Regions from separate parts of the Homo sapiens genome. Here region 1 is linked to region 2. A link is a contact called in ENCODE Hi-C or POLR2A ChIA-PET data. All regions are on one chromosome and are shown on one strand. The core of a region is the stretch at or near the end of the contact, and the rest is flanking DNA. Distances in the headings are between cores, read along the strand shown. Region 1 has its middle 69 kb from the start of MIR4289. Region 2 holds the start of LINC02843 (long intergenic non-protein coding RNA 2843).

The links. Hi-C counts contacts between places; a loop is a spot of excess contacts on that map. ChIA-PET counts read pairs that join two places held with the same protein, here RNA polymerase II (POLR2A).
Region 1: a map of HepG2 shows a loop between it and region 2 (37-fold over the local background). The contact joins the enhancer-like site here to the promoter of LINC02843 in region 2. A Hi-C loop is called at or near these places in 1 of 168 maps with a recorded cell type or tissue (HepG2). POLR2A ChIA-PET finds 5 or more read pairs at or near these places in 2 of 52 experiments (A673 and PC-9).

Annotation. Positions count from the first base shown.
Region 1 is chr9:88,812,082-88,817,432 of GRCh38, reverse strand. No RefSeq gene overlaps it. Among named protein-coding and RNA genes, the nearest start is that of MIR4289, 69 kb to the right of the region's middle. Within about 2 kb of position 2,757, at least 4 of the 41 ENCODE cell types and tissues checked have a DNase peak (open chromatin) inside an H3K27ac peak, as active enhancers do.
Region 2 is chr9:88,648,658-88,654,079 of GRCh38, reverse strand. It overlaps LINC02843 (long intergenic non-protein coding RNA 2843), which reads left to right and starts at 1,920. Exons shown (of 4, transcript NR_144626.1): 1 at 1,920-2,119. It overlaps LOC105376135 (a long non-coding RNA gene), which reads right to left and starts at 2,231. Exons shown (of 2, transcript XR_930098.2): 1 at 2,014-2,231; 2 at 1,207-1,891. RefSeq lists an enhancer at 1,052-2,251.

The DNA of each region.
Region 1 (5,351 bases), core at 1,508-4,007, 160 kb before region 2:
ATAAGGGAGGAATAATTTGAAAGTCCAAAATGAAGAGATTGGTTGAAAAAGTTTTGTTACATTCAAAGTAATGGAATCCCAGAAGGCCATTAACAATGATGTTGTAGGAGTGTGTTAATGATACAGAAAGATGTTGAAAATGTCAGGTTTCTTGAACTAACAGGCTTTGAAATCACGATTCTGTTTTTAAGTAGAGTGTATTGAAAACATTACATGTAAAATCAAAAAATTATTGGAATGACTGACATTAAAGCATTTAAAGTGGTTATTCCTGAATGGGGTAGTTTAGATAGTTTTAACTTTTTATCTATTTGTATTTACTATAAATACAATTTTTCCTTAAATTTCATTATAATAAATAAATAAATATAAATAAATTTCCTTATAATTTTCGTGTGTGAGAAGGAGAGAACAAAATTCTTATTTCAAAGAAAAATAGAGTCAACACTGCATCATCAGCTGGAGAAGAGCTGAGCTACCTTTGGTACTTCTGGTACACCTGGTATCCCTGCTACACCTGGTCCCCTGGCACACCTGGTGCCTTGTACATCTGGTACCCCTGATGTGAATAGTCCCTGGGCACACCTGGTACCCATAGCACACTTGGTCCTGTGGCACACCTGGTCCCTGGATGCACCTGGTACGCATGGCACACTTGGTTCTCTGGCATACCTGGTCCCTGGCACACCTTGTTCCTGGCACACCTGGTCTCCTGGCACAACTGGCACCCTTGGCACGTCTGATCCCTCCGGCACACCTGGTACTCTGGCACACCCTAGTACACCTGATATACCTGAAGCAAAGGAGTTGGCCTGTGACATTGCCCACTCAAAAAGTGAGCTGTTGGAGCACATAGATTACCTGGCCCCAGGGGAATCCCAACTTGAAAAGCCCTGGATCTGGATCCTGTCCATCCTTCTCCTTTCAGACTCAGTTGTTGTCTACACTGTTCCAGAGCAGGGACCATCACAGTGACCGATGCAGAGACCAACACAGCAGGAAATTCCACAGTAGACCACACTCCATGAAGATGGAGTGTCTGCCTCAACCCAACCCAGGGACTGACCACAGGGAGCCGGCAAGAGAGTCAGTCATCAGTCATGATGCACGGCGCTCTACCGAGGAGTCAAAGGCAGGAAATGAGAATAGACTGGAGGTCGGTGAAGCGCTTTGTCAGTGGCCAGGAAAGCAACAACCAGCTCCCACGCAAGGCTCTGGGACAACTTGAGCTCCTGCCTCACTCTCTCCAGGCCTCCCCTACACTACTTGTATTTTGGGACCAGCATGCTCGGAATATCTGGTATGACGAAGATGGGGCAGAGAGAGTGAGAGAAAGAGAGACCCAGGCCTAAATTTCTCCACTCGTTACAGGTGTGGAAAGTGAAGGAGGCTGCCCAGGAGATGTTTCATGAGTTCTGACTTTATGGCACATCACCTGGGAGGCGATAGCAGATGGCCCAGTACTAGTCCCAGCTTTGGAGCAGGCAGATCAGAAATGCCCTTCCCCCGGGATACCTAGGAAGAAGATGGGCCAGGAAGGCTGCAGAGTCCTTTCTCCCCTAAGTGACCTGCTGGAAATGCTCAGCAATTCTTGTTAGAACAACAGATCTCGTGCACATCCATAGAAACATGCATTTGTGCAAACAGAATCCCTTCTGCTTTGGTGCACAACCTTTTGCACAAATTCACGCTTTTGAGCAGACACTCCGCTTCTGGGGCAGGAGTACGTCACTGTATCAGTCTTTCATTTTCTCTTCTGGCATCTGAATACTCTCATTTCTTCTTAATTTTCCACCAGTTTTTCCTCTCGTTTGCTACTGATCTGCCTGGCTCTCCTTTATACCGCATCTGAGCACCCTGCACATGCCTCTTGAAAGTGAATGAGTGCCTTAATTGGAAAATGCTCTCTCATTCACCACAGGGAAGAGAAGAATACTCCAGCTAATAATGTCTTTTCCACAGAGCCCTCGACCAAATGACTCTCTCTGTTTTAATTGAGAGCCAAAGCTTTTGAAAATGAATATGTATCTTCAGGGATGGATAAAGAATGCAGTTTGATCTTATGGAAATGTCACGTTGGGATGTGAAGGTGATGGATTGTTCAAGAATCAACCAAAGAGGACAGCTCTGGCCCAGGCTGCTGAGGGACAACCGAGCTCAGATGATGCCCCCAGAGAGCAGTGGGATAACTGGGGAGGGACCACATGGTGGTTGCCAATGAGTCTCGATAGGTAGAAAAAAGGACTGAAATGAAGGCAGCAGCTAAGGACAAGGTGACAGTCTGTGACTTTGAATGGCATGCTATTTCCAACAAGCATCCCAAAGCAGAAATAAACATGGTTGGAAGGGGAGTGCAGAACATGAAATATCTACTGAGAGCTGAGGGCCACACCAGGGTGGTTAGGAGGGGAAAGAAGAAGAAACTTCAGGAATAAAAGCATTTTAAGTCTCTTAGCAACTGCCTATAGATGGAGACACGCTGGGTGGAGGCTGTCACAGGGCTTCTTGCGGGGTGTCCACCCCTCTGTTGGCCTCCTTGGACACCACTGCCCTGAAAAGGAGGGGAAAGTGCATTTCTCAAGCTGAAGCCCTGGCCAGGGCCTCTAATTTTACTTCCATGAGTGTGCCCTGATTGATTTTGAAAGGGAGGAGGTGGATCATAAAAAAACACAGCCCACAGCCGAGCCATAATCAGCTGCAGCTGCTGCTGGGATAGAGTCCTGACAGGCAAATGGCATCATGATGGAGCATTCCTTGGGACTGGCAACATTCGGCTGCCAGTGTGGGGGCAGGGAGGCAGTCTATTATTAGGAACATGCCTGAGATGTGAGTTTGCAGAATTCATTGCTCTAGATTAAAATCACTTTTGCAGGGAACAAACTCTGGAGATGGTGGAGGTACGTAGACTTCCTCTCAGCTTGAAAGATGTATCAAACTTTAAGAGGGGCTTGGACCACCCATTTGCAAATTGCTTTTTCATGCAGTTAATTTTATTTATTTTTCATCCAAATCTTAAAGCAGACCCCTCCTTTAAAAGTGTATGGCCAGCCGCGCTGGCTCATGCCTGTAATCCCAGCACTTTGAAAGGCCAAGATGGGTGGATCACCTGAAGTCAGGAATTGGAGACCAGCCTGACCAATGTGGTGAAACCCTGTCTCTACTAAAAATACAAAAATTAGCCAGGTGTTGTGGCGGGCACCTGTAATCCCAGCTACTCGGGAAGCTGAGGCAAGAGAATTGCTTGAACCCAGGAGTTGGAGGTTGCACTGAGCCAAGATCATGCCATTGCACTCCATCCTGGGCAACAAGAGTGAAACTCCAGCTCAAAAAAAAAAAAAAAAAAAAGTATATGGCCAATAGATCAACAGAAAGTGCCCTAAAGTAAAGGACTGTTTACATAAATGACTAAGGCACATAGGGACCCTGGAGGCTCTGACCTTGACCTGGGTCTGAGTGGGGAAACCCCACACGCTCATTTCTTAGCGTTTCTGCACGCATGTTTTGCTTATTAAAGAGAATTATAAATCCCATGCTTTCTAAATCTTTTGATGGAAAGCAATTTTCTTCCCAGAGATGAAAAGATGTTAACATGAAGGCGCTGCTTGGAAAACAGGGCACAGGACTGGCTGCATTTCAAACGAGGTGCCGGAGCTTATGCAACATTTACAACGGAATTCATTAAAAATTGGTTTTGCTCTCTGAGGACCTGTTGGAGCATCTAGGCCTCATGTGGGGGAGGCTGGGAGACTCTGTGAAAAGGATTATTTGGAGGGTGTATCGAAGCCCCCTGTAGGTGTGGAAGGTGTTTTCCCTTTTAGCTCAAGTCAAGAGCTCATCCTGCCCGCTTCCGTGTGAGGAACTGCTTCCTGTGGCTGTTAAGATCATGGGGAATGGGAGACCCACTGTGCTGGGAGTGATGCCCTGTCAGAGCCGGCTGCAGCTCAGGGTGCAGGAGGCCTGATGGGATGTGGGCCTGGTGTGGGAGGTAGCAGCATCAAAGGCCAGCTCAGCTCCCTCCACCTCTGGCTCCCTGAGTAAGCGACCCGCAGAAGTGAACCCGACTGCAGGTGAAGGGGCTGCGGTCACAGACCCTCCCCGCCCACCCAGTGAGAGGGGAGCTTGGCAAGCCAGAATGCACTATGAGAGGGTCAGCAGGAGGCCCTTCCTGGGCCCAGAAGGCAGGTCCTCAGGGCTCTCCTCCTCCTGTGGTCCCTCCTCCAAACCTTCATGTGGAGCAGTGAGCTCTCAGCCATAAGTGGAGAGGCCCTGGACAACAGGAGAGACCAGGCTCAGACAGACTGACTGGCCCTGAACTGGCCTGCCCGCCCACATGTGCCTGCAGGGGACGCTCAATTCAGGTCAACACAGGATTCAACACAAATGACCAAATTGAGACTATATTCTAAGACTGTGTTTTGATGGCTTGAGTAGACAGAATACTTCCATCAAGAGTTTTTTTTAAAAATAGTAAGAGAAGTATAAGGCCTGCTGCATTGCCGTCCCCGGGGAAGAGAAATATTCCCTCCACTGAAGACTTTCTTAGAGAGACAAAGAGAGTATTTTCTGATTGTGCCACGCAAGTCTAAACCAGCTAAAGTGCAGGTATGCGGATTTTATTTCTTATTAGCAACAAACAGTTTGATGATACGCCAAAGACAAAGAGGAGGAGTTGGAGATACTTCCATGAGCAATGCAAATTTAGAAAACCCAACAATGGAAACCAGAAACAGAAAGAGAAAAAAAAAACACTCAAAATAGGAAACAGAGAGGGAACAGGCCAGCACCTGGTTGGGGCCCCGCACTGGACAGGATTCAGGGTGGACTGTCCTTACCTGTTTTTCACTATCTGTCTTCATTCCTCCATTCAGAACACCCTCTGCTTCATTTGGATGGGCAATTGTCTTGGAGTAATTTTCTATGAAAAAGGGTGTGTTTTCCGTATTGAATCCCCAGGATCATGGTTTATGATGCTGGCATTGCAAGTCCCTGTGGCTCTTCAGATGCTGTGAGTGCCAATCACAGATCCACAGACTTTTCAGGCTTACTCAGTGTTAGATCCCCAAAGGCCCCTAGAAATAATCTTTTTCAGTGATGTTCACATGTTAAAAACACCAAAATACCTTCTTTAAATAAAATTGTATATAGAAGCCCAACATATAAAACCCAGGCAAGAGCCAGAAATCCCTGTCCCTCAAAAGGGGAAGGTCCCACAGTCCAGGTTCTGGGGATGCCCTTGGCCTTGCCCCATGGCACCTTAGTGGAAACCCTACTGTTTCTCAGAGCATATTTTGAAAACACTGTGCTGCCGCCGGGTGCGGTGGCTCATGCCTGTAATCCCAGCACTTTGGGAG
Region 2 (5,422 bases), core at 671-3,170:
AAGAATGAATTAGAGCCACATTGATGACTCTGGGAGATTTCCATGAGCAATTACAGAGTAAATGAAACCAAATGCAGAAAAAAAAAGTCTGTTTTATTATCCCATTTCTAACAAAAATGAAGAAAAGCACTCTCTAACATCTGTGCACATACATGCAGGTAAGCGCGAGTGAGCTGAAAATTATAGGCCACATACTGTTATCATGAGTTACCTGTGCAGAAGGCAGAGAGAAAGTTTGGGAAAGGAAAGAGAAGAAGAAGAGCAAAGAACAAAAAGAAAATTTTTGAAAAGAAATGTTATAATATGATCCATTAATGTATTAACTTAAAGATATATGTGTGTTCATATGCACGAAGAGAAAACTTTATATGTTGTCTCTTCTTTTCTGTCTCTTAAATCAGGCTTGCAAGACTTTGGCAATTTCCCACTTGTTTTGAATCCTCAGAAAATATCGTATCTCCAGAAAGTAAACAAAAATTGACCAGATAGCATTCCCTTAATGCAGTTCCAGTGACTGTTCTGGATAAGAAAACAACACTTCTACATTCAAACCCCCAATTGCCATTTGAATCTCATCAAATGAAATTTTAGTTTTTCTTTCTAGCTTATGTTTTTCCCTGGAGAAACAAGTCTATAAATGTTTAAAACTGGCACTACTTCTCATAGTGAATAAAATATTGTTGTGTAGAAAACTGGCTCCAGGAAATTAAAAATCAATATACTTTGAGAACTAAAATAGGATGGAAAAGTTGCTTTGTCCAGATTGCAATGGCCAGGCAATGCAAAACAAAAGAATTGCTATTATAAAATGAGAATTACAAGAGAGCATTTTTCAGCTTTGTATGAGAAATGCAATTGACCGAGTGAAAAAAATTAACCCTGTTTGTGTTTCATTCAAGTGGCCATCTCTGCAACTTACTGCTAATTTGCCTTCTTTGAATTTACCATTCCTGGTGGCAAAATCATTTGCTCAGAATTGTTCTAGTATTGCCCAGTCATACTTTTCTAATTAAGATTCCTTGCTGAATGTTCTAACTTTGACCTCATTTCAAAGTTACTTTCATTTTAAAGCTTGACTCAAGATCTTCAATTCTTATATCTTAAAAATCTTAAATGTTTTCTGTTTCTGTTATTAACTATACTAGGTTAGGGATATTTAAAATAACAGCTGATAATATGGTTTTTAAAAATTGTGAGAATGATTGCTAATGTCTGGCTCTCACTTTATTAAGAGGACATGGGAGCCTTTGAAAGATGGCTTGCCTGTCTACCTAGGGCTGACCCCCAGGTCCAGATTTGAGAGTCTGGGCTGGCTGACTGCTGGGTGGCTTTGGTAGAAGCTGGCTTGTCTTCTGGTTCCATTTTTCTCTCCACCCCAGTATCTTGGGTTACTCTGGAAAACTATGCGATGCCCATGTGCGCACCCAGTTAAAGGGCATTCGAGTCTTTGCCCGTAGAAATTTCATAAATAGAATATGTAATGAGCCATGCATGTCTTATCGCTAAGGAATCCAGGGGAATCTGAAACTTGGATGACAAAGTCTCTTATGGGTCTTTCCTTCTCACACCACTTGATACAGCACGACTATCTTGAAGTCAGCCAGCGGCCTGCAGAGGCGGTCTTTCCATCTGTTTCAGAAAACCCGGTGGCTTGTGCAACCTGGGAAACTTGCCCACAGCCATCCCACGTGGTGAGTCAGCTCTCTGGCTCCATTATCTACTGTCTCTTCCCAGATGTGACTCCCTGTTTAGGAGCAAGCAAAGTTATGGGGACCCAGGGGAGAAGCAGACACTCACCTAATGCACAATCCTGCTGAGAATTTACCCAAACCCAAGGAGGTGGAGATGGAGTAGAGCTTGAGTCCTTTCCACGACTGTTAACTGAAGATTTCTGTTGTGACATCACATAGAATTTTGACTAGCATTCACCAAGGATGAACTGAAAGCAGGATCTGTCTCACCATACACTGAGAACTGTAGAATATGCAAGGCACATGGAACTTATTTTCTTACGTATAAAAGCGTGTATATGCTCCTTATACATCTGTCCTAATGCTTTCCAACAGTCCTCACTCTAAGCCTCACCAAGACCCAGATGAGGAAACAAAGGCACAGAGGGGTGAGTCACTTGACCAAGTCACAGCACTGGAAAGGAACAGAGTTTCTGTGTTTCCTTCTCCAAGAGAAGCACTCTTGGCTATAGTGCTTCTGATTAACCAGTGATTCCCATACAGTGGTCCCTGGGCCAGCAGCATCAAAATCACCCAGGAACTTGATAGAGGTGAAAAGTCACTGAATAAGACTTACTGAATCAGAAACTCTGGGGAATGTGGCCCAGAAATATTTGTTTGAACAAGCTTGTCAGGTGATTCTCATGCACACTACAGTTTGAGGAATATTGAACTAGGCCTTTGGAATGAGGTTTTTCATTACTGAGTGTTTTAGGGGAATTCTTGGGCAAATATCAGAAGAGATTCACTAGGAGTCATTTCTGGGTACAAGTTAATAAATAGGTTTCCTTTCTGAGGTACTACATGCAATAGTCAGAACTGTAAGAAAGTATATTTATGAACATATCAATAAAAAATGTATTCACTCTGTGAAAATAATATTCCCCTTAGAAAAGCGTTCACATGAACTTGGTGATTGATCTCATAGGGTGCAGTCGGGAGGGGTCAAGAGTCACCCCACATCTTGTATCTCAGGTCAGCCCACTTCTTTCCATCTCTGCTCCCATCCTGGCCCCAACTATGCTCATCTCTCACTCAGAAATCTACAGTGGCTTCCTAACTCGACACCCCTTCTATTCTGAAGCTCATTCAAGCTGTTCTTCACATTGAAGCCAGAGTGATTTTTCTGCAAATCTGAGCTTAAGTAAAGCCCTTAAAGAATTACTATTGTTCACAGGATACAGAACAAAATGCCTAACAAAGCCCCTGAGTCAGTGGGACATGGTCTGCCCATCCCTTTACCCCAAGAGACATAGAATGCAATTCTCCATTTCACTGCTTGCTCCTAGTCACCCCAGCAATCTTTTATTTTCTTAAAAACACATAGCCTTTTATGCCTCAGCTACTTTCACGTTTGTCCCTCTTCTTTAAATGTTTTTCCCCTCATTTCACTGTTTAAGCCATATATACCCTTCAAAATTCAGTTCAAACCTCACTTCAAGAAAACCTTTATGTTTTCACCAGAGAGCTTACAGTGTTTGGCATCCCATCAAATATTATCAGGCATGAAAGGAAGGAAAAAAAGCCCCGTAATGGGCCGGGTGCAGTGTCTCACGCCTGTAATCCCAGCACTTTGGGAGGCCAAGGCGGGTGGATCACGAGGTCAGGAGATCAACACCATCCTGGCTAACATGGTGAAACCCCATCTCAACTAAAAATACAAAAAATTGGCCGGGAGTGGTGGCGGGCACCTGTAGTCGCAGCTACTCGGGAGGCTGAGGCAGGAGAATGGCGTGAACCTGGGAGGCAGAGCTTGCAGTGAGCCGAGATGATGCTGCCGCACTCCAGCCTGGGCGACAGAGAGAGACTCTGTCTCAAAAAAAAAAAAAGAAAAAAAAAAAAAGAAAAAAAAAAAAAAGCCCCGCAATGAAGAGAAAAATCAACAAATTGAAACAGTCCCAGAATGGGCACAGATGTCAGAATTAGCACACAAGGACATTAAAACATTGTTATAACTGTATTCCAGAAGTTCAAAAACTTAACTAGACACATGAAAGATATTTTTTAAAAAACACCCAAATTGATGGGATGTGGTGGCTCACACTTGCAATCCCAGAACTTTGGGAGGCCAAGACAAGAGGATCGCTTTAGCCCAGGAGTTTGAGGCTGCAATGAGCTATGATAGCTCCACTGTACTCCAGCCTGAGGGACACAGTGAGACCCTGTCTCTTAAAAAAGATTTTAAAAAAAGATCCAAACTGAACTTTAAGTGAACTGGAAGACATAACAATAGAAACTATTCAAAATGAAAAAGACAAAAAGAATTTAAAAGAAAAACACAAAATAGCAACACTGAGTGGCAGGACAGTTTTATGTGACATTCATATCTCGTGTGCAAAGGGCTCCTTAAGCATATTTGATCTATGGCTTTATAATTTTATCAAATTTGGAGATTTTTCAGTCATGATTTCTTCAAATATTTTTTCTGCCCTTCCCGCAACCTCTCTCCTTTACAGACTCTAGTTACACACATATTATAAGAAATATTGAAAGAAGTCTTCTAGGCAGAAGGAAAATGAAATGAAAACCAGATGAATATGAATGAACTGTACCAGAAATGATAACTATTAAATACATTGGTAAATATATATACTTTAGAATTTAAATCTTTTGAAAATATAATTGTTTAATCAAGAGTAATACCAATGTACTATGGAGTTCGTAACATACATAAAAGTGAATGTATGACAACAAAACCATAAAGACTATATAGGTGGAAAAGGGCAAATAGAAGTATATTATTTAAGCTTCTTATACTGTCAGTGAACCTGTATAATATGACTTGAAGGTAGACTATATTAAGTTAAATATTTTAAACCCTATAACAACTAGTAAAAGAACAAAACAAGGAGTTACAGCTAAAATCCAACAAAGAAGATAAAATGGAATCATAAAAATTTTCAATTAACTTTTAAAAAGGCAAAAATAGAGGAAAAGGGTAACACAGAATAAACGTTACAAATAGAAAGCAAATAGCAGGAGGAGATACTTAGACCTAACCACAGCAATAATCATATTAAGTATAAACGGTTTAAACACCACAATAAAAAGTCAGAGATTGTCATATTGAATCAAAAAAACAAGACCTAATAAACACAAGAAATTCTCTTTAAATATAAATAGACAAACTGATTAAAATTAAAATGTTCAACAACGATACACTGTGCTAACCCTTCTCAAAAAAAGACTGGATGGCCGGGGGCAGTGCTCACACCTGTAAACCCAGCAATTTGGGAAGCCAAGGCAGGCGGACGACTTGAGGTCAGGTGTTCAAGACCAGACTGGCCAATGTGGTGAAACCCCATCTCTACTAAAAATACAAAAATTAGCCAGGCATGGTGATGAGTGCCTGTAATCCCAGCTACTCAGGAGGCTGAGGCAGGAGAATCACTTGAACCTGGGAGGCAGAGGCTGCAGTGAGCCAAGATGACGCCACTGCACCCCAGCCTGGGTGACAGAGGGAGACTCTGTCTCAAAAAAAAAAAAAGACTGAAGTGGCTATATTAATATCAGACAAAGTTGATTTCAGATTAAAGAATATTTCCAGTGATAAAGAAGGAATTGGAAATGACTTTATACACTCTTGTATTATTTGAAAAAAATCAAATAATACAACGTGTAGCCTATTTGTGCATTTGAACATGTACCTATTTAGTAATTTAAACATTCAACACACTTTTCTTTAGGCTACT